Regions from separate parts of the Homo sapiens genome. Here region 2 is linked to region 1. A link is a loop called in an ENCODE intact Hi-C map of the cell type or tissue named here. Cell type or tissue: Caco-2. All regions are shown on one strand. Each heading gives the region's core, and the rest is flanking DNA. Links, peaks and the distances in the headings are about the cores only.

Region 1 (8,348 bases), core at 223-8,222:
CAGTAGAGACCTATGTAATGTTCATTATTCAATTAATAAATACATGAATTAAAGAGTGAGAGTGGATTTTGTAATGTTACGACTGATAGAGAAATACTCAGTGATTCTAAGGGATGGGGAAGAACGGTTGGAGCTAGAGGTTGTGCTCAGGAAACTATTAAATAGACGTTCCGCAGGAAGGGATTGACGAAGTGTGAGGTTAATGAGGAAGGGAAAATAGAATATAAAATTTGGTGGTGGAAAAGATCTGATTCATGATGCCGTGTCAGAGAGCAAAGCTCCTGTCCTTTTGGCCTAATTTGGTGATGCTGTTCTTGGGTCTACCACACCTCCTTTTGCCCTCCGCAGGAGCCTGTGTTGGAAGAGATGGTGATGGGCCTGGGCGTTTTGTTGTTGGTCTTCGTGCTGGGTCTGGGTCTGACCCCACCGACCCTGGCTCAGGATAACTCCAGGTACACACACTTCCTGACCCAGCACTATGATGCCAAACCACAGGGCCGGGATGACAGATACTGTGAAAGCATCATGAGGAGACGGGGCCTGACCTCACCCTGCAAAGACATCAACACATTTATTCATGGCAACAAGCGCAGCATCAAGGCCATCTGTGAAAACAAGAATGGAAACCCTCACAGAGAAAACCTAAGAATAAGCAAGTCTTCTTTCCAGGTCACCACTTGCAAGCTACATGGAGGTTCCCCCTGGCCTCCATGCCAGTACCGAGCCACAGCGGGGTTCAGAAACGTTGTTGTTGCTTGTGAAAATGGCTTACCTGTCCACTTGGATCAGTCAATTTTCCGTCGTCCGTAACCAGCGGGCCCCTGGTCAAGTGCTGGCTCTGCTGTCCTTGCCTTCCATTTCCCCTCTGCACCCAGAACAGTGGTGGCAACATTCATTGCCAAGGGCCCAAAGAAAGAGCTACCTGGACCTTTTGTTTTCTGTTTGACAACATGTTTAATAAATAAAAATGTCTTGATATCAGTAAGAATCAGAGTCTTCTCACTGATTCTGGGCATATTGATCTTTCCCCCATTTTCTCTACTTGGCTGCTCCCTGAGAGGACTGCATAGGATAGAAATGCCTTTTTCTTTTCTTTTCGTTTTTTTTTTTTTTTTTTTTGAGATGGAGTCTCACTCTGTCGCCCAGGCTTAAGTGCAATGGCACAATCTCGGCTCACTGCAACCTCTCTCTCCTGGGTTCAAGTGATTCTCCTGCCTCAGCCTCCCAAATAGCTGAGATTACAGGCATGCACCACCACACCTGGCTAATTTTTGTGTTTTTAGTAGAGACAGGGTTTCACCGTTTTGGCCAGGTTGGTCTTGAACTCCTGACCTCGGGAGATCCGCCCACCTTGGCCTCTCAAAGTGCTGGGATTACAGGCATGAGCCACTGAGCCGGGCCACTTTTTCCTTATCAGTCAGTTTTTACAAGTCATTAGGGAGGTAGACTTTACCTCTCTGTGAAGGAAAGTATGGTATGTTGATCTACAGAGAGAGATGGAAAAATTCCAGGGCTCGTAGCTACTAAGCAGAATTTCCAAGATAGGCAAATTGTTTTTTCTGTCAAATAATAAGCTAATATTACTTCTACAAATATGAGACCTTGGAGAGAAGTTTCCAAGGACCAAGTACCAACATACCAACAGATTATTATAGTTTCTCTCACTCTTACACACACACACACACATATACACATATGTAATCCAGCATGAATACCAAAATTCATTCAGGGTAGCCACCTTTTGTCTTAAGCGAGAGATAATTTTGATGTTTGAATGGAATGCTCCCAGGATATTCTCTTGTCATGGTTATTTTATATAAAATTCAAAAACCAATTACATTATTTCCTCTGTAATCTTTTACTTTATCAACTAATGTCTGGCAAGTGTGATGTTTTGGGGAAGTTATAGAAGATTCCGGCCAGGCGCTGTGGCTCACGCCTGTAATCCAGCACTTTGGGAAGCTGAGGCGGACAGATCACGAGGTCAAGAGATCAAGACCATCCTGGACAACATGGTGAAACCTTGTCTCTACTAAAAATGTGAAAATTAGCTGGGCGTGGTGGCACACACCTATAGTCCCAGCTACTCGGGAGGCTGAGGCAGGAGAATCGCTTGAACCTAGGAGGCGGAGGTTGCACTGAGCCGAGATCACGCCACTGCACTCCAGCCTGGGCGACAGAGCGAGACTCCATCTCAAAAAAAAAAAAAAAAGAAAGATCCCAGTTTATCCCAGTTTATCCCTTATTCTTCCTCAATTCTCAAGATTTGTTTTTAAGTTAACATAACTTAGGTTAACACACTCTTTGTAAAATACACTGTTCAATCTACAGACTCAGTGGTTAGCTTCCTGTTAACTAATTTCTGTTGACAGGTACTTGGATATTTTATTTAGAAAGTGGTTGCCAATAAATTAGTTATAAGTCGCCAGTTTCACTGCCTTGTGAACACATAATTATTGTGGTCTCAGTATTCCCTATGGTGGCTTCTCCTGCTCCTGGTATTGCCCTGAAATGGGCCAAAAGCCGTGGCTCCCCAATACTCAGGTTATAGAACATTGTCCAGGTACCACCTAGGAGAGCCCAGCCTCACTGAAAGTATTCAAATTTAGGAATGGGTTTGAGAAGTAGGTAGCTGGTATGTGCTTAGCACAAGAATCTCTCTTCCTTGGGTTAGTCTGTTTCAAAACTGAAAACACTGTCATTCCTTAAGAAAATAGGAAAAAGTATTCCAAACCTCTGTCACTAGAAAATTTGCCATATTACCAAATCTCAAAAACCTCTCAGGAAATGAGAAAGTCCCAGTTTCTGGTAAACTATTTGGGCCCTTTTCTCAAGTTCTCCAACCAGTGCTATTTCCTTGAGGTGAGGCAAAGTTACTCAAGATCATCGCTGCCACTCAAGGCCTTGATAGGGCAAGTGAAAGGCATGGACCATTATTATATTGATCACAGCATAAGCTGTGAAAACCCACATCTTCTCCAAACATCTGCTTGGAGCATTATCATCGCATAGTTTGCTCTGGTGTTCAGGGAAATCGCTGTTTCATAGGAAATCACATGGCAGTGGGATGGGAGTGTTTCCTGACCTGCCGATGGTACTGGCACCTGAGCAAGCATTCCTAGTCCTTTTTGGTCTGGGCCTCTTGTTCTATCACAACCACAAGCTGTTTAAAATAAAACGTCAAGTCACAGGCAGGTCATTTTATCCTGCGTGAATCAATTGAAGAATTGAAGTCCTGGTCAGCTGTGATTGTTGGCTTTGCAAGGAAAAAGAAGGAACACTCCAAAATGCTAAATGCTTTGAAGAATAGTGACATGCAAGGAAGAAAATTCCATGCAATTTGGAGAAGAAACATTTTTCTAGGAATCTAGTAGCTGAGATATTTTATAGTTTAAAAACAGACTTCCAATATCTTGAGAATACAGTTAGCTCTACGAAATAAAGAGGAGTCAATAATATATGCAACTCTGTAGTCATTCATTATTTTATCCAGATTGACAGAAGCAGAGGAAACCAAGAAAAATGGAAGTGGTAAAAAAAAAAAAATGCAGTAATTGCCAATATTTACTGAGCATTTACCCTGTGCTAGGCCTTGTTATAGGCGCTTAGATTGATTTTCTTTTCATAACATCCCTAAGAGGTAGGTATTACATGCTCATTTTGCTTATGAGGAAATCTGCTGAGAGAGATTAAGTAATTTTCTCATGGTCACAGCCTCAGTCTTTTAGACCACGGTGTCAAAAGAAGTTCTTACTGTGAGTCAGGGTGGTGCAGTGGAGAAAGCGTTTGGGGAAAATCCTGACCCAAAAGTGTGCGTTGGGATGATGTGGAGATCATTCAATTTTCTCTTGTAGCTACAGCTTTGAGATGCACCCATTGGTATCCACACTGGCCTGCTGTCCTCAAATATTTCTCTATGTCTTGTTTACTTGAGTAGTGCAGAAAAGCTGACGTCCTGGGTCTGCTCTCGCATGCATAGGTGAGGTTTTCTCTGTAGCTAGTCATCTTGCTAAACCATATTTTTGGTCACAAAGAATCAGGATGAGAGAAAGTAGATAAAACCATGGAAACTCGAGGTGCCACCGGAAGAGCAAACCAAAGTATATTGATCTGCTGAAGCTATAATCCAAGTACTAAGTATACCTTCAGAAGTTGTATGCATTGTTCTTGGGGCAAAAAGGAAATCAAACATCTGCCCTTCCTCCCACAACCTCTTTACTTCCCTCTCTTCCTAACACTGTATCTCACATCTACAGCTGCAGGCACACAGATATGACATACAGCTTGATATCTTTATGTGCAAAGGCAAAAGATGGCTATGGATATAGGAGGTGGCATTTAAAAGAACAATATCCATGTTTGATACTGCTTTCATTATCAATAATGAAAAGGTAGCCTTTCAGCAGAACAAAGTAAGGTACAGGTCGTTTGGAAGCCATTTCAGTCATTCACACAGTGTGATCCACCATTACGAAGCAGAATTTGAAATCAAAAGACAATAGTACCCATATACATCAAACTAGGAGTTCAACTGGGGTCAGTCCTTGGACTGCACATACAGAGTTGGGCTGCCTGACTCTCAAAACATTGCCCTTGCTAATTTGCGTTGCTCACTTCCTATTGAATCAGGGATGATTTTTCTTTGCTGTAGTGAATCAGCCCTGCTACACTGCAAGAATCAAGCCGATTCACAATTCACATCAATTCCAGGAGTGACGGCCAGATGGCAGCATCTGGCTAGTCAGTTGGTGAGTGAGTCCACCTCCAGTCTTGATTAAACTCTGCTGCTGGGAAGTAGCAATTCTGAGCATAAATGTCTTTGATATCCTGAATATTTTGGGTGTGGGATGAGAGAGGCAGTAGATAGTGGAAAGAGCACAGGGTGTAGACTAAGATAGGCCTGGATTCCTTTCTTTAATCTGTCAATGAAAGCAATGAATGTTCTGAAACTACATGGCAATGCTTTTTTTGTTGCCACTCTGGCTTTTTTTTTTAATGCTATAAAATATATGCCTATTTTTCACTGCCAAGAGGTGACAACACAATGATGCTGCAACCAGAGAAGACAGACAGCTACCAACAACTATTGACAAGACAGAAGGAACATCAAGAATAGATGCAAGACAAAGCAATGTATCTCCATGGCCTAGATTTTTTAGGTTATGCATAGAAACAGCAAGGAGAAGAAGACACAATCCAAGTTTTCTTTTGAGAATATTGTGCTGTTTAAATTTATTTTTTAAACATTTCTTAGCTTTTCTTATTAGTCAATTTCATAAGCCTGGGAAACATCTTTACTCTATCCATTTAATTGCATTTGTTCATTAGCTTACTCATTTCACTTATTAGTTCATTCAAACAGTAGCTATTATCAACTGTCTTCTAAGAACTGTAACTGGGTATTCTGGTTTTGCTTTTTTTTAAAAAATAGAATTAAAAGGATTTCCAAAAGGACCTGATTTTACATTAGAATTAGAATAATACATTTTAAATTAATGTATAACATATATTATTCTAGAATTAGAATAGATTTTAAATCACATTAGAATAATAGCCACATGACAAAAAAGAAAAGAAAAATAATAAAATTAATGACAAAGAAAAACAATAGTCATGTGAGAGGAAAGGCAAAGCCTAAATATTCCTCTGTCCTCTTCCTCCACCTAGATTCCCAGATGTAAGGTATTAAAAGTAGTTTGTAAACTTTCTGTGACGTATGCTGAGTCTATCCAAACTGTCGGGAATTGGAGCCTCCCGGGAACCAAACACTCCCCAAAGATCATACACCTACGGAGTTCCCCCAAGAGACACACAACTGCAGTTTCATGTAGGTTCACCTTTTCTCTCTTTTTATACTCTGTCCACACAAACCTGGCAGCCACGCAGTCAGTCCCTGCCCTGTGTCATTGTACTGGCCACAGCAACTTCTCTCTGTAAATGAGAAAGGTCTTGCTTTCAGAAAAGATCATGTTTGCAAACTACTCACTCTTGAGGAAGAAGGGTGGGAAAAGTAGCAGAGATGAGTGGGGAGATGGTGCATATAAGAAGGAGGAAAGAGGAGACTATGGAGTCAGGATGCCGGCTTGCTATTCTCAACACCTTTTTCCAGTGCCCAGTTCTTACCTTATTTCTCCTGCCCCTTGCTTTCTTTTCTAGGCACCTCTAAGATACTGATGGCTCTGCAGAGGACCCATTCATTGCTTCTGCTTTTGCTGCTGACCCTGCTGGGGCTGGGGCTGGTCCAGCCCTCCTATGGCCAGGATGGCATGTACCAGCGATTCCTGCGGCAACACGTGCACCCTGAGGAGACAGGTGGCAGTGATCGCTACTGCAACTTGATGATGCAAAGACGGAAGATGACTTTGTATCACTGCAAGCGCTTCAACACCTTCATCCATGAAGATATCTGGAACATTCGTAGTATCTGCAGCACCACCAATATCCAATGCAAGAACGGCAAGATGAACTGCCATGAGGGTGTAGTGAAGGTCACAGATTGCAGGGACACAGGAAGTTCCAGGGCACCCAACTGCAGATATCGGGCCATAGCGAGCACTAGACGTGTTGTCATTGCCTGTGAGGGTAACCCACAGGTGCCTGTGCACTTTGACGGTTAGATGCCACCATGTAGGGATTATCGCGAGTGGTTGACCTTACACTTACTCCTTAAATAGCAGTGAGTAATGCATTTGAGCTGTCCCAGGCTCTGTCTCCTCAGCTCATTTCCTACTCTTTTTCTCTATATAACTCATTCTATTAAATACATTGCACCAAAGAGATATGGAGACATAAACCTGTAATGAATGAGGCTGGGCTTTTCTGTAATAAGCTTCCTTTTATAATACTGGTCAGCTTAGCTCTCTCAGATCCTATCCTGTGGAATTTAGTTATTATGTGTATTTATGTAGTATTTCAAACATTTCAAAATGCTTTCATCTATGTTTATCACATTTTAATACCACAGCACTTATAATGATGTCACTACATATAGAAGCTCAAAGTTAAGGGATTTGCTGAAGACTGTAAAGTTAATGGAAGAATTGAGACAAAAATCCAGTGTAGCTGGCCACTTATCCAGGGCTTTTTCTACTTCATCACAAGGAATGTTTTGAAAGTGTCTGCTTTTTTTATCCTTAAAATTCACCTGTCAGGGAGGCATTAAAAATTTGGAAATGTATGCCAGCAAAATGTGAGCTCTGTATTTTTTGGCATTCTTATGTTTGGGTTTAATAAGATTAAGAAAATGATACTGGGAATTTTCTTTTTCCTGAAACTTTGAATCACCCTAGTAAGTCAAAGTACTAAAAAATGTACTAGATCATTAAGACTTATGTGCTCTTACTGATTGAAAGATTTTTTATGTTTTCCTTGTAATAAAGGACCTAAACCGAAGGTACCTGAGAAGACTGTGCTATGGTATTATTTTTTTTCTCTGACTTTTAAATTCTTGTTTAGTTTATAAACATGCATGCACCTTAATAACCTCATAAACTCTGGTCAAAGACTAATGCCTATCAGATCCATGACCACAACACAGAAGATTTGTCTCATTTACTCCAGAGAGAATGATTCCTCTCAAAGACAATTCTCACAGCTCTTCCTTCTCCCTTAGAATATTTAGAAGCAAATTAGGGAGCTGTCAGGTCTCTGAGCCCAAGCCTGCACGTATACATCCAGATGGCCTGAAGCAACTGAAGAACCACAAAAGAAGTGAAAATAACCAATTCCTGCCTTAACTGATGACATTCCACCACTGTGATTTGTTCCTGCCCCACCTTAACTGATCAATTAGCCTTGTGACATTCCTTCTCCTGGACAATTAGACTCAGGAGCTCCCCACCAGAGCACCTTGTGACCCCCGCCCCTGCCCGCTAGAGAATAACCCACTTTGACCGTAATTTCCCACTACCAACCCAAATCCTATAAAACTGCCCCACCCCATCTCCCTTTGCTGACTCCTTTTTTGGACTCAGTCTGCCTGCACCCAGGTGATTAAAAAGCTTTATTGCTCACACAAAGCCTGTTTGGTGGTCTCTTCACATGGACGCGTGTGGCATTTAGTGCCGAAGACCCAGAACAGGGGGACTCCTTCAGGAGACTGGTCCCCTGTCCTCGCCTTCACTCCATGAGGAGGTCCACCTATGACCTCAGGTCCTCAGACCAACCAGCCCAAGGAACATCTCACCCATTTCAAATTGGGTAAGCGGTCTTTTCACTGTCTTCTCCAGCCTCTCTTGCTACCCTTCAATCTCCCTGTCCTTCCAATTCCAGTTCTCTTTCCTCTCTAGTAGAGACAAAGGAGACGCATTTTATCCATGGACCCAAAACTCAGACACCAGTCACGGACT
Region 2 (8,348 bases), core at 335-8,334, 100 kb after region 1:
TAGAGACGGGGTTTCACCATTTTGTCTAGGCTGGTGTGGAACTCCTGGCCTCAAGTGATCCGCCCACCTTGGCCACCCAAAGTGTTTAGATTACAGGCGTGAGCCACTGCACCCAGGCTTGTCAGGGTTTCTTTAACATTAGTGACTCCGTTTTGATTCTGACAACTTTCACAAAACTTTCTCTTAATTGTACTTTCTTATCATCACCCAATTTTTTATATATTGTATATATTTTAATTTTTTTCTTTTGATTTCTTCTTTGACCCAAATGTTACTTAGAAAATGTTATGTTAGGCTGGGCGCAGTACTTCGCACCTATAATCCCAGCATTTTGGGAGGCTAAGGCGGGTGGATCACCTGAGGTCAGGAGTTTGAGACCAGCCTGGCCAACTTGGTGAAACTCCATCTCTACTAAAACCACAAAAATTAGCTGGGCATAGTGGTGTGTGCCTGTAGTCCCAGCTACTCAGGAGGCTGAGGCAGGAGAATCTCTTGAATCCAGGAGGTGGAGGTTACAGTGAGCCAACATCATGCCACTGCACCCCAGCCTGAGAGACAGAGCAACTCAAAAAAAAAAAAGAAAATGTTATGTTACATTTCATGTGTATATATACGCACGTGTATATATACTCACGTGTGTATATATATACACGTGTGTATATATACACACACATATATAATATAATATATATAATATAATATATATAATTTATATATGTGTGTGTATATATATACACACACATATACACACATACACACATACATACATATATGTGTATATATATAATATATATATACATATATATATAGTGGCAATGGCGCAATCTCAGCTCACTGCAACCTCTGCCTCCTGGGTTCAAGCAATTCTCCTGCCTCAGCCTCCCAAGTAACTGAGATTACAGGCATGTGCCACCACGCCCAGCTAATTTTTGTATTTTTAATAAAGACGGGGTTTTGCCATGTTGGTCAGGCTGGTCTCAAGCTCCTGACCTCAGGTGATCCACCTGCCTCGGCCTCCCAAAGTGCTGGGATTACAGGTGTGAGCCACCATACCCAGCCTGTATCTTAGTTTTAACAAAAAAGTTTAAAAATTTTTTTAAATAGAAAAAAAAAACAGATAAGCCTGAGCAACATGGTGAGACCCTGTCTCTACAAAATATACAAAACTTAGCTGGCATGGTGACACATGCCTGTAGTTCCAGCTACTCAGGAGGCTGAGGTGGGGAGGCAGAGGTTGCCGTGAGCCAAGATTGTGCCACTGCTCTCCAGCCTGGGCAAGAGAGCGAGATCCTGTCTCAAAAAAAAAAAAAAGAAGAAGAAGAAAAAAGCTATAGAATAAGGATACAAAGAAAACATTTTTGTACAGCTGTATAATGTGTTTTAAGCTACGTGTTATTATAAAAGAGTCAAAATTTTTTTTATTTAAAAATGTATAAAGTTTAAAAGTTAAAGTAAGCTAAGGTTAATTTATTATTGAAGAAAGAAAATTTTTTCATAAGTTCAGTGTGCCCTAATGATACAGTGTTTATAAAGTCTACAGTAGTGCACAGCAATGTCCTAGGCCTGCACAATCACTCACCACTCACCCACTGACTCACCCAGAGCAACTTTTAATTTTTTTTTTTTTTTTTGAGACCGAATCTTGCTCTGTCACCCAGGCTGGAGTGCAGTGGCACGATCTCGGCTCACTGCAACCTCTGCCTCCCAGGTTCAAGTGATTCTCCTGCCCCAGCCTCCTGAGTAGCTGGGATTACAGGCACATGCCACCATGCCTGGCTAATTTTTGTATTTTTAGTAGAGACGGGGTTTTGCCATGTTGTCCAGGCTGGTTTCGAACTCCTGACCTCATGATCCACCCGCCTCGGCCTCCCAAAGTGCTGGGATTACAGGCGTGAGCCACTGCACCTGGCCGTAGCTTCTAATTCTATAAGCTCCACACATAAGTGTCTTACAGAGGTGTACCATTTCTTACCTTTTATACCATATTTTTACTGTAACTTATCTATGTTTATGTACACAAATATTTACCATTGTGTTACAATTGCCTATAGTATTCAGTACAGTAAACTGCTGAACAGGTTTGTAACCTAGGAGCAATAGGTTATACCATATAGCCTAGATGTAGAGCAAGCTATACTGCCTAGTTTTAGGTAATATAGTCTGTAAGGTTCCCAACAATGATGAAGTCACTCAATGACACATTGTATCCCCATCATTCAGCAACACATGACTGTACTTGGTGTATACACTGGTTTTATACTCACTCTTTTGAGAGTCGGTTCTTGAAATCAAGTTTAGGCCTTTCTACTGTCTCTGCCTGATCTTCTGTGCTTTCTAGATCTCTGGTTATCCCCTCTCTTGGGATGATAGAATTCATACTCCTGTGAGTTCCAGTACTAATGTTCCTGGCCCCTCTTTCATCTGAGGCCCTCAAACAAACAAAAATCATATGTTGGCACCTTGAATTATAAATACAGAAAACTGTAGTGAGACATTGTCAATTCTGTCCCCAGTCTTGATTGGTTGCATGCAAGTGATAGAATAGGATGTATGATTCTTGATTCTAAGAGTAATAGCTTTTATTATGGACAGACATTGTCCTAAATATTTTTTATATGTGACCTCAACTAATCCTCAACAAATCTCTGAAGTTGATACCATGTTTATCATGATATTTTACATAGGGAACCTGATGTTAAAAAAGTTACGTTCCCTGCCTGCGGCCACACTACTCCCAAAAGGCACAGTGGAGTGTGAAACAGGTCTGTTTCACTCCAGAGCCAAGGCTCTGAAACACCATACCCCATGCCTCGGTGATAGTGGCTAACTTTCTGAGTGTCCACAGAACGCTGAACACTACGCTTTCTCTGAATGTCATCTTTACCACAGTACTTCTAATTAAGTGTTATGAATATTTCCATTTTACAGAAGTCCCACAGGCACTTGGAGTTGTTATCCTGTCTCAGGTTTTTAAAATCCAGGCTAGACCCATAAAAAATAAGCCAATCTTTGTAACTACTGCACTCCTTCCAACCTCCATTCATTCACTCCTTCTTTCACAAATGCTAGAAAAATGTTCCTTTGACTTAAGAATGTGTATGTCCAGACATTCCCTGGATTTTAAAAGGGCAGATTTTTTTTTTGGTAGAATAGTATATCCGTCTCTCTATGTTCATTAATAGTGCATTGGGAATTTCTGAATTGAACCATATTCCAAGAGTAACTGAGAACATGAACACTCATGAACCGAGAACATGAACTGAGAACATGAAAGCTCAGCTGATGGCAGGGGAGAAGTTGCAGAGGAAGCGTGAGGGCTGTTGCACACTAACTAGCTGGAGGTACACAACTGACCAAGCATGCACGAAGGCTGCCTCGCTTCACATCTTGCCAAGGGCTTTCATGCCCCTACTTTTTCTTTTCCCCTTACAGCAGCCTCAGAAGGGACGCAGGGCCAGTTCCCTAAGACCTGTTAACGGTTTCTAAAGTCCCTCCACTCCATCCAGCTGTCCCAGGAAGAAGTAGATGTTCATTTGTCCCCACAGACACTTCTATTCACCCCACAGCCACCCCATCCCCACCACCGTGGCATCTAATTTAGACCAGCCCGCCATAGGGATGTGTCAGGGCAGCTACGGATGCAATCCAAGAGAAGTGGAAGAATTGGTTAAAGGGTGTATTCATTTCCTAGGGCTGCCATAACAAAATGGGCGGCTCAAACGATAGAAATGCATTTATTTATTTATTTATTTTTTAAAATTTTGAGACAGGGTCTCATTGTTGCCCAGGCTGGAGCGCAGCCTCGACCCCCAAGGCTCAAGTGATCCTCCATCTCAGCCTCCCGAGTAGCTGGGACTATAGGTGTTTGCAACCTTGCCTGGCTAATTTTTTAATATTTTTTTGTAGAGACGGGGGTCTCACTATGTTGCCCAGGCTGCTCTTGAACTCCTGAGCTCAAGCAATCCTCCTGCCTCAGCCTCCCAAAGTGCTGGGGTTACAGGCGTGAGGCAGCATGCCCAGCCAGAAATTCATTTTCTCACTGGAGGCCAGAAGTTCAAGAACACGGTATGGCAGGTTTGGTTTCTCCTGCTTCCTCCTTCCTTGTTCTGCAGTGAGCAGGTCTATGCCAATGTACCCCCAAGGGCTGAGGGAGATGAGAGGCCAAAGAAAGGGCTTGACTGAAGTAGGAAACTAAGAAAATAACAAATAATAGCATACGTAATAATAATAAGAGAAATAACAATAGCTCATAGAATGAATTGCTGTATTAACCAAGGCTGAAAAGAATTTAAGTAGCCCCCCTGAAGTTAAAGTTAGAAGAGAATATTAACTGTCTGTCCCAAGAAACGTTAACCATATCTATCCTCCACATATTTTGTAGGCTCTGTAAACTCCTGTTTCTTTCTTCCCTGCACAGCTGCAAGGTCACAAGACAGATAAGCATAAGCTGCAAACCAAGTTCTCACAGAGATGTAAGACATGTTCCAAAAGTGTCACAGCGGCCTTTTGTTCTCACTTCTGTAAGCCTGCTTCACTTAGTTCCTGCCTCAAAATGCTTAAAAGGGACTCATTTTCTTTGTTCTTGGGCTCAGCCTTTTAGGACACAAGTCCGCTGGGCCAGTGTACACCTTAAAATAAACACCCTCCTGCACGCCATCTGGTCTCTCTGGTTCCTTAAATCCCACTTCATGACAAGTTCAGTTTCTCAGAAAGAAACATTTAATAGGGACTTACAAATAGAAGCCATGTCTCAGGCAGCCACAAGACAGTGGATCTCCGCACAGGCCCTGCAGAAAGTATTCTTTATATGGCAAGCTTCCCCACCCCCCACCCTGTGAGATGGAATCTTGCTCTGTCACTCAGGCTGGAATGCAGTGGCGCGATGTCGGCTCACTGCAACCTCTGCCTCCCAGGTTAAGTGTTGACAGATGCCAAAGGTAGTCTTTCAGTGGCTGTCAGGAAGGGTTGCCAAGAGTGGAGTGGACTCACAGGCTAAGAACACTGGGAGCCTGTGAGAGCCCACCAGCAAGCTCTGGGAGAGAGCTACCGCTCCACAGCACTTACTGAGGAGGGGAGCTTTCTTCCTGAGTTAGAGCAATGGCTTCCTGAGTTAGAACAATGGCTTGGAAGTCAGGAAACCTAGGGTGTAGTCCCGGCTGTGCCACTAACTAGCAACAAGCCATGTGCAAGTCACCGGAAAGGCAGGGGTCACATTTGGTCAGGGATGGCAAATGTGTGGCACACACACCCTTCCCCCTCTCGTGCCTTCGATAGAGGCTGTTGTTCAACCACACCACTGTCCAGAATTTTTTGCTACAGCATTTTGGGTAGGCACTTCCTTTTTTTTTTTTTTGAAACAGAGTTTCACTCTTATTGCCCAGGCTGGAGTGAAGTGGCACCATCTCAGCTCACTGCAACCTCCGCCTCCCAGGTTCAAGTGATTCTCCTGCCTCAGCCTCCCTAGTAGCTGGATTACAGGCACCTGCCACCACGCCCCACTACTTTTTGTATTTTTAGTAGAGAGGGGGTTTCACCATACTGGTCAGGCTGGTCTTGAACTCCTGACCTCAGGTGATCCACCTGCCTCAACCTCCCAAAGTGCTGGAATTATAGGTGTGAGCCACCACGCCCGACCGGCACTTCCAATTAGAGTTGGTACACAAACTGAAATCTACTTGCTATCCCTCAATTCCGTGCTCTCCAAAGTCACTTCTGGCTCTAAAATGTAAGGTTCTGGCTTTCCAACTAAGAGGTGCCCATTTTTCTGATTTAGTAATAGCTCACTCAAAAAAAAAAAAGGAAAATGGAAATTTAGGATCATAATTTCATTGAGTCCTCTTCCCCACCCTGAGGCTAAGCAGGATCTTCCTGAGGTCACACTTGCCTTCCTTCTGTGCCAGAGAATGATTGTATTTGAGCTTCACCCCTCTGTCAGTTCACCCTGCATGGCAGTGTCCCAGGCTGTAGCTCCCTTTTGTCTAAAACAGCCCACACTTAACAGTTTTATGTTTGGCATCAGGGAATCTACAAGGAAAGGAATTTTCTCAAGCCACTAAAATCCAAGTCAGAAGGGAAGGCATTTAATTACTCCATTCACCGTTCTCCAAAGTGAATCAGATTTACAGTTCTTACCCCTTGCTGGAAGGCAATGCCAGAAACAGTACCTAGACAGAACCGCTTCAGAAATCAGGTGTTTGCAACTGCGTTTTATTGAAAGAAAGAGTGGAGGGGTTAACATGGGGCCCACCTCACAACCCACTCTTCACCCCCAAAATCACGCAGGGATGGGACTCAGGAAAGGGAAGCATGTGTGTGTTGAATAGGAGCCCTAACTGTAGTTACTTCTTTCACAGCAGGGAAGGAAGAGGGAAGAGGCAGCTGTGGAGAGGATGAGGTTGAGGGAGGTGGGGTATCTCGCTGCTCTGACCTTAGGTAGAGTCCTCCACAGAAGCATCAAAGTGGACTGGCACATATGGGCTCCCTTCACAGGCCACAATGATGTGTCTCTCCTTCGGGCTGGTCCGGTATGCACAGTTGGGGTACCTGGAGCCGTTTGTCAGGCGGCAGTCTGTGATGTGCATGCTGGAGTTGCTCTTGTAGCAGTTGCCCTGCCCGTTCTTGCAGGTGACCTTTTCCTGGAAACAGACATTCTGGACATCTACCAGGGGCTCGTGCACAAAGGTGTTCACTGGTTTGCACCGCCCCTGTGTCATATTCCGGCGCCTCATCATTTGGTTACAGTAGGTGGAGCTGCTGCTGGGGGAACTGTCTGAGTCCATATGCTGCCGCTGGAATTTCTTGGCCCGGGATTCCTTGCCCAGGGAAGGCTGGACCCAGCCCAGCACCAGCAGTATCAGGACAAGCAGAAGGAGCCGGACAAGAGACTTCTCCAGAGCCATGGTGGCCTCACTTTCCCAGAAAAGCCTAATTGAGAAAAGGAGAGAGAAGGAAAAGAGCCCTCTTAGAAAAAGAACTCCAGCTCCCACCTATGGCTTGCCTGGTTTACACTTTCTGTTTCAGGTCAGCCAGAAAGACGTCCATCCTACTTCCTGAGGTTTTTCGTGTAATGAGACACTCACGTGTACCCTTTTCCACGAGCGTTTTATTCCCACTCTCCAAAGCGAGGTCTTCCTCCCCTCTAGGTGGTGACCTACAAAGTGACCTAAAATCCTGTCAGTTCCTATCTTTGAATACTGGAGTTTCTTTGATCCAAAATACATTTGTACCCAGTGCTCAAATGGCTCATCGAAACATCAGTTTGAATAAATCATGAACCAAATTGTATCCCCGACATCCAGGGCCATGGGTGACAGAGCCTTGTTGTCTTGGAGCATAAGGGAACTCAGGCCAGTGCCTGACACTGGCATCATAAAAGATTCCATTGTATTCCAGAGAGAAACGCTGGCCTCCCCCAATTTGGAGGCTCCTTCTTCTCCAGTCCCATGGATGCTCTGCAGCCTGCACGTTCCACCCTGACCCCTCTGCCCCCAGCTGATGTTTGCCTGGGCCACATTTTTTCAGCGCTAGCATCACCCAATCTTTCTCAGTGCTGTGGACTGGCCCTAGCTCCCTCTTCTGCAACCCTGAAGCAGAAGCGGCACCTGAGAACACCTCTTGGGCTGCTTACCTGGATCTGCAGCTTGGTGTCTGAGAGAGATGGAAGGCCAGTTTCTGCAATCACTCAGCTCCCGGGGTGTGGACCTTATACAGATTACAAAGGGGTTTGGCTTCCAAGAGGAAAAGGGTGGGAGGAGCATCTGGAGCTCAGTTCAAATAAAATCAAGGACGTGAGGAAGGAGTGGTGAATCACCCAGGCCGCCGTCTTTCTAGGGCTGCTGAAGAAAGAGCAAATCTTTGCCTACGTTAGTCTTTCTTCCTATGTGAACCACATCTGTCTGCTGATGCACAAGGAGCAGCAGAGAAAGCCACTACAGCACTGGTGCCCAAACCTGGCACACTAGGAACAAAGTCCTTGTTACTTCTTCGTGGGCGTTTTCACCAAGTAGACTTGGAGGTTAACAAAGGACGCAAAGGAGAGGTTCTAATGGGAGATAGGGAATTCTGGCCAAAGCTATTCCAGGGCTCCTAGGGAGCAAAACCCAAGTCTCTTTCTAGGAGGGCATTCTCCCAACGCTACCTCTCCCGGGGATGGGAGGCGGGGTCGGGGGGAATGGAGGCTGTCCTGCTGCCCCCAGCTGGAAGGCTTCCCAGATCTGGAGAAGAAAGGGGGAGTAACTGAATAGGGAGGAGGAGGAGGCCTCTAGGGTGCGCTCACCCAGTTCTGGCCACTTCCCACCCACCCTCCACCCCTGCTCTGGGGGCATCGAGAGGATGGGGCTGTTCTTATC

The links. Hi-C counts contacts between places; a loop is a spot of excess contacts. Peaks named below come from ENCODE experiments on the same cell type or tissue, not always from the same donor. Only the 100,000 strongest peaks of a DNase experiment are listed, where the experiment ranks them.
Region 2: a loop joins it to region 1, with 3.0 times the contacts of the local background. A loop is called at or near these places in 12 of 110 quality-filtered maps.

Annotation. Positions count from the first base shown.
Region 1 is chr14:20,693,199-20,701,546 of GRCh38, forward strand. RNASE4 (ribonuclease A family member 4) reads left to right here. Exons shown (of 2, transcript NM_002937.5): 2 at 6,157-8,018. The coding sequence starts at 6,174. The coding sequence ends at 6,617. It overlaps ANG (angiogenin), which reads left to right. Exons shown (of 2, transcript NM_001097577.3): 2 at 349-985. The coding sequence starts at 367. The coding sequence ends at 810. It overlaps EGILA (EGFR interacting lncRNA), which reads right to left. Exons shown (of 4, transcript NR_174964.1): 2 at 6,124-6,300; 3 at 5,838-5,931; 4 at 282-551. Among named protein-coding and RNA genes, the nearest start is that of ANG, 8.6 kb to the left of the region's middle. RefSeq lists a silencer at 6,453-6,618. In Caco-2, for the core only: a CTCF peak has its summit at 4,721; a DNase peak (open chromatin) is centred at 4,713.
Region 2 is chr14:20,795,170-20,803,517 of GRCh38, forward strand. RNASE1 (ribonuclease A family member 1, pancreatic) reads right to left here and starts at 7,675. Exons shown (of 2, transcript NM_002933.5): 1 at 7,628-7,675; 2 at 6,059-6,924. The coding sequence starts at 6,899. The coding sequence ends at 6,429. LOC107984671 (a long non-coding RNA gene) reads right to left here and starts at 5,360. Exons shown (of 3, transcript XR_001750624.2): 1 at 4,735-5,360. The region is part of intron 3 of LOC105370397 (a long non-coding RNA gene); the gene reads left to right. In Caco-2, for the core only: no CTCF peak of the experiment used is centred there; DNase peaks (open chromatin) are centred at 4,892 and 7,752; H3K4me3 peaks cover 201 bases.